2 separate regions of the Mus musculus genome follow, and region 1 is linked to region 2. A link is a contact called in ENCODE POLR2A ChIA-PET data. All regions are on one chromosome and are shown on one strand. Each heading gives the region's core, a stretch centred on a gene start or an enhancer-like site at or near the end of the contact. The rest is flanking DNA. Distances are from core to core; before and after follow the strand shown. Region 1 holds the start of Gnai3 (guanine nucleotide binding protein (G protein), alpha inhibiting 3). Region 2 holds the start of Gstm4 (glutathione S-transferase, mu 4).

Region 1 (2,787 bases), core at 103-2,602, 100 kb after region 2:
TTATTCGTAATGATTCTCATCTAACAGATTCCTCAAAGATATAAATAATGAATACAGCTGGATTTACTGGTAAGCTAATGCGAGAGAAGTTTATATGATTTACTGGGCCTATCAAAGTTTAAAACGAAATTATCCTGACTGAAACATGTCTGACTAGAGATAAAAAAGCCCACTTGAGTATAAGACAACACGGTGTTTGTAGTCTGAAAGCCAATACATACTTTTATTTTGAAAAACCCAATTAAAAAAAAAAATCAACCCCTCCCAAATAGATCACAATCTCTACAATAAATCTGCCCCAGTCCATATGTTATCCTCTACTATTCCCGACACACATGGTCCCACTGTCCTCTACCCCAAACCTCAAAAATGGCATTCTTTCAATTTCCTCAGCTCACACCATCCCTAGCCCTTTAATTTAAAAAAGGAATCACGGAAGCTCAAGAGAATTTAAAAAAAAAAAAGAGAGAGAGAGAGATTTTAAAAAAAAGTTGAAAAAAGTATTAGTGGCCTCTGCACCCAAGGTCTTTTCTTTTATACCTAAGAACCTGTCATTTATTTCAACCGCCTCCTGGGTGTTCCTGGACAACCCACCTCACTAACAGCACAAAAAGACTTGCGAGCAAGTTCTTTATGTGACCCTCTCTGTACTAGCTTCGCTATTTAATCATTCAATCCTTCCAGCTTTATCCTGACATCAAGTATCAAACTCACACAAACCCTAGACAGGCCCCACCAGACACCATACACTATCCTCCTCAACACGTTCCAGCCCAGTGTGAACCCTCCCTAATTTCGGTCCCTCCCTTTAAGAGCCGTGCCCGGATTCCCAGCACAGTCTCGGGGCTCCAAACTCCCCAACTCTACTAAGTACCATCCCAGCCGGGTTACACCCTCTCCAACCTGAAATCCCCACGCCTTCCGGGGCCTCAGTCGCCAAGCCCAGTACCCGCCCCATTGCTGGGCATCCCCTCCTTGTCCCTTTGGGGTCCTCTCTGCCGGCCTTGGCCAGACCCCGATCAGCTCCGGCTGCTCCCGGGGCCGGGCTCTCCGGCTCCAGCGCTCCAGCTCCGCCCCCAGCCCCTCACCGAGCAGCAGCAGCTTCACTTCTTTGGCCGCTTTCTCCCCGTCCTCCCGCAAGTTGCGGTCGATCATCTTGCTCCGCTCCACCGCCGCCTTGTCCTCGGCGCTCAACGTGCAGCCCATGGCGGCGGCGGGAGAGGGGACCGGGCCCGGGCTCACTCACACACACCGCGGGAATCGCCACACACCGGCGGAGACGGGTCTTCTGCTGGGCGGTGGCCTTCTCCGTCAGCTCCCCTAGCTCCCGGAAGAACCGGATGTGTGCTGTTTACGACACTTCCGGCGACGCCCAGCGGCCGTTACTACTTAGAGCGCTGTGCCAGTGGGAGGCGGAGGTGGTACGGAGAGCGGAAGTTCCCTGGTACCTGACTGTCCCCGTGGAGTGATGGCGAGCCTTCGCTCCGCACCTCCCAGCCTTAATACCCTTTTACTTCTCCGGCTCCTGGACTTGGATTCCAAGTGTAGAAAAAGCGGGACTTCCAGCACGTGGTGTGCTCTGGAGGTTTGGCGGTGAGGATCAGATTCTCAAATGAGAGCTCACAGTCCTCTGGGAATTGCTGTTGGGAAAAGCCTCCCTCTCCAGAAAACAAACAAACAAAAAAACCTTTTTTCCTTTTCATCTGTGATTTGGAGCCCAGGTCTCTGTCCAGAGCCGCGTGTTGGGCACTTCAGCCAAAGTTCCCTCCGTCTGATCCTTGAGCTGCCCAGCCTGGATGTTCACCCATTCCTCTGGCTACACCCATTATGCCAAGTATATATTAGTCCTTCTGCTACAACGTATGGATTTCTGTGAGCTGTACATATGCCTGGCACTCCTATGTTGGCAAAGGATCACTCGACCGCATCAAGTAATAGAGAGTGAAAAATAGGTAGTAAGTATTAGAATATGAAACTAGGTGTAATTCATTTATAATATTTCCACGCTTCCCTTTCTTCCAGGTAAACCTGAGGACTTAGTTCCATACCCAGAAATAAACGAGCTAATCTCTAATCTAACAAGAGTTCCTCTGTGATAGCCACAGAAAGGGGGAAGTTTGGTAAAAGTTGTCTTTCTACTATCTCCTGAATATTGGCTCTGTGAAGAATATCCTAAAGTCCCTACTAAATAGACCCACAATGACTCAACACCCGTTTTAAGAAGGGGCATTTTTTTACAGCCATTGAAACATTTCCCTGGAATTTAAAACATTTCTCTAGTAGGAGGTAACTTAAGCTACAAATTCCCAAGAGAAAGGTCTATAGTGAAAATTAATTAATTAGAACCATCTAATTAGATTAACCTCGTCCACGTCACCCATAATGCTTGTCAATTCCAAGTCTGGAAAGTCTCCCACTCATTTCCAAAAGAAACTGCTTTTCCTTTCTGATCACTTCTAGGGGGGAAAGGGTCAAGAGGAAAGGGGGAAACACAACATTATTGAGTACCTTTTTGCCAGGTAGGCACTTCCATGTCTCATCTCTTAATCCTCACAACAACCCTGTGAGGTAGGTAATATTAATCCCCATTGTCGCCAATGAGAAAATGGGCTCAGAGGAATTCAGTCGCTTTCCCACGTCCACACAGTAAGTACATCTGTCTAGTTTCAACTTCACGCCCTCTTTCTACCAGACCTCTCTAGAAGGTATAGCTGGGAGACCCCTGACAACAGAGCATCTAAGGTTTTTGGATGGCAGTCACCTCGATACCAAGATGTTGGCAAAACT
Region 2 (2,700 bases), core at 95-2,594:
CCACTCACACAGGTTGTGCTTGCGGGCAATGTAGCGCAGGATGGCATTGCTCTGCGTGATCTTGTGTGACCCATCAATCAAGTAAGGCAACTGCTTGGACAATAAAGGATGGTCAGACAGGATGTGAGGTCCCAGCCTTCCTTCTCTGGATTAGGACTGACATGTGGCCTGCCGTTCATCATGGCTAGCATGGGAAGCCCTCTACGAACACACTGCACACTGAATGGAAAAGCTAGGACACAGCCCATCTCAGAAACGCCACCAGGAACGGAAGCAAGTGAACAGAAGGAAGCATTGACTCCAAGCCCCTCTTCCAGGTGAGGAGGTGAGATGACTTCCCCAAACCTCCCCGTCCCCAAACCTCCCCGTCCCCCTCTACCTACATTGGGAAAGTCCAGGCCCAATTTGAACTTCTCACTCAGCCACTGGCTTCGGTCATAGTCAGGAGCTGTGATTGATGAGATTGCATAAAGAGAAATCAGCCCAGTGTCCAACACACCTATTTCAGGGACCCAACCCCCTAAGACAAGGATCTGTAACCTCACACAGTGAGCCTTTATCCCTGAAAGTTTCAGGAATAAAGAGTGCTTGGAACTGAGGGGCCTACAAAGTTTAGGCAAATCTTGATGAGGAATGTGATCTAATTTCAACAGGAGGGGTATCCACCCCTTCACTTCCAGGAGGAAGGAAGGTCAAGCCCAGCTCTCTGGGGCTTACTGAAAGAGGCAGATTCTAAGTCCATCTGGGGGAGCCCCGTAGTGCGGGAGGCGTGAAATGTAATGTAGGCACCAATTGCTAGGCGCCAATGGACAGGAGACGTCTGACCGACAAATAGCATTACCGTCTCCCATGGTGTATCTCTTCTCTTCATAGCTTGAGCCTGTGTATTCTAGGAGCAGCCGAATAGCGTGAGCTAGCTGAAAAGATAGGAATGGGGGCGGGGGACTTCTGTGTGACTTCACCTCCTCCAAGTGCATATACACGGGCGCACAAACCAGCAAGGACATGTGTGCAAGACCCTGAGCCAGACAAGCAAGGGATTCCTCTCGCCCCACCCCATCCTCACCCCCCAGCTCGCCTTCTCCTAACCCTGCAATCCTTCCCACTCATCAGGTGGTTGCTCACCCCACGGATGTCCCAGTAACCCAGTGTCATAGGCATGATGCTGGTGCCTGAGACTGAGTCCACCGGCCTCCGGTGTGAGCAACTTTGACTTTATCCTAGTGCCCTCGGGTCCCTGGGCGGGGCTGGTGCCCGGCGTGATCCTGCCCCTCCAGACTCTGCCCCGCAACACACACCCTGCTCTACAGCTTTTCCCCTGACAGTCACCTACAGAAGCCAAATTACTGAGCTCCGCCCCCAACAGACCGGAAAGCGTAATAAGCGATCCCGCCTGCAGTTCCGCCCAATCGTCCAGCCCGGTGCGCAGATGCAGAGCTCTAGTAACTCCCTGCCTTTGCCGTACCGCTCTGCCTTCTTACCCTGTTGCCTTCGGTCTGTGGGAGGGTCAGGCCACTAGGAGAGGCCCCAACCCGGAAGTGCTGATTAAGCACTTCAACCCTGCTGTCAAACAAGACAGACTTCTGCGGGGCTCTGCTGATGACAGTGGTCCCCAGGTGATGTTTTTCCGTCTGGCAGAGAACATGTTGTCTTTCTGTTCAGAAGTTCCTCATCTGAATTCAAAGAGATTATTTCTATCACAGATAAACCCCTGACTCAAAAAAAGGGTGGAAAATGGAAAATTTGAAGTTTCATACATGGTCAGGATGTCTGTATTACCCAAGGACAGAGGCAGCTTTCTCTATTGAGTGACCGTCTTAGTGTGTACTTACACAGACCTAAGACTTCTGAAATGTCCGAGGGTACACAGGGTCAGCATGTGACAACTCAGGATTAGTTTATAGCAAATGCAATCAAGAGAGAGATGTCTGAGTTCTCAATAGCTGCTGTTCATAGCAAGGCACACTGTTTCTTCACACAACATTGGTTGTCGTATGTGTCCAAAGACTGTAGTCTGCGGAGGGGGGCTTAGGGAAGTGGGCTCTCATTTTGTACAACAGACATCACACACTCACTGCATTTTGTTATTACATTAAGACTTCTACAAGATCACCAAATAAGAATTTTAAGCTCCATTATAAGTCTTCCTGAGTATATAGGGTCCATCTTTAACTAAAATGTGCTAAAGTGGCAGGTGACCATACTTACAATTCTTACTAATGTTAAGAATGTACTGTGGCAATGCATTGTGACAAAAATAATTCTCACATTCTAAGAGACTGGGACTTTCACTGGACCTCACAGCAAGAGTTAATAATACATCTTGAAGTCCCTTAAGCTTGCTATTCTACTATGTACTCTGTCTGTCTGTTTAGCCTTCCTTTAAGAGAATGATGTAAGAAGAAATACTTGTCTTGGATTTTCCATGTAATAAACTTCTATGACCTAAGATAACACGCAGCTGTAATCTGTTTTTTGGGTTTTTTGGTTGATGATGGTGGTGTTTTGAAGGTTTGGGGGGGTGGGGGGGGCAAGTTTTTGTTTGGTTTTTATTGTTGTTTCTCAGAGACAAGGATGTGTCACTCTCTGCATATCCCCAGATGTCCTAGAACTCACTGTATAGACCAGGCTGGCCTTGAATTCACGGAGATCCACCTGTCTCTGCCTCTGTGTGCTGAAATTAAAGGCGTGTGTCATCAC

The links. ChIA-PET counts read pairs that join two places held with the same protein, here RNA polymerase II (POLR2A).
Region 1: POLR2A ChIA-PET joins it to region 2 with 13 read pairs in Patski. The contact joins the promoter of Gnai3 here to the promoter of Gstm4 in region 2. POLR2A ChIA-PET finds 5 or more read pairs at or near these places in 4 of 5 experiments (Patski and embryonic stem cell).

What each region holds. Positions count from the first base shown.
Region 1 is chr3:108,144,800-108,147,586 of GRCm38, forward strand. It overlaps Gnai3 (guanine nucleotide binding protein (G protein), alpha inhibiting 3), which reads right to left and starts at 1,353. Exons shown (of 9, transcript NM_010306.3): 1 at 1,089-1,353. The coding sequence starts at 1,206.
Region 2 is chr3:108,043,512-108,046,211 of GRCm38, forward strand. It overlaps Gstm4 (glutathione S-transferase, mu 4), which reads right to left and starts at 1,345. Exons shown (of 8, transcript NM_026764.3): 1 at 1,126-1,345; 2 at 842-917; 3 at 384-448; 4 at 9-90. The coding sequence starts at 1,161.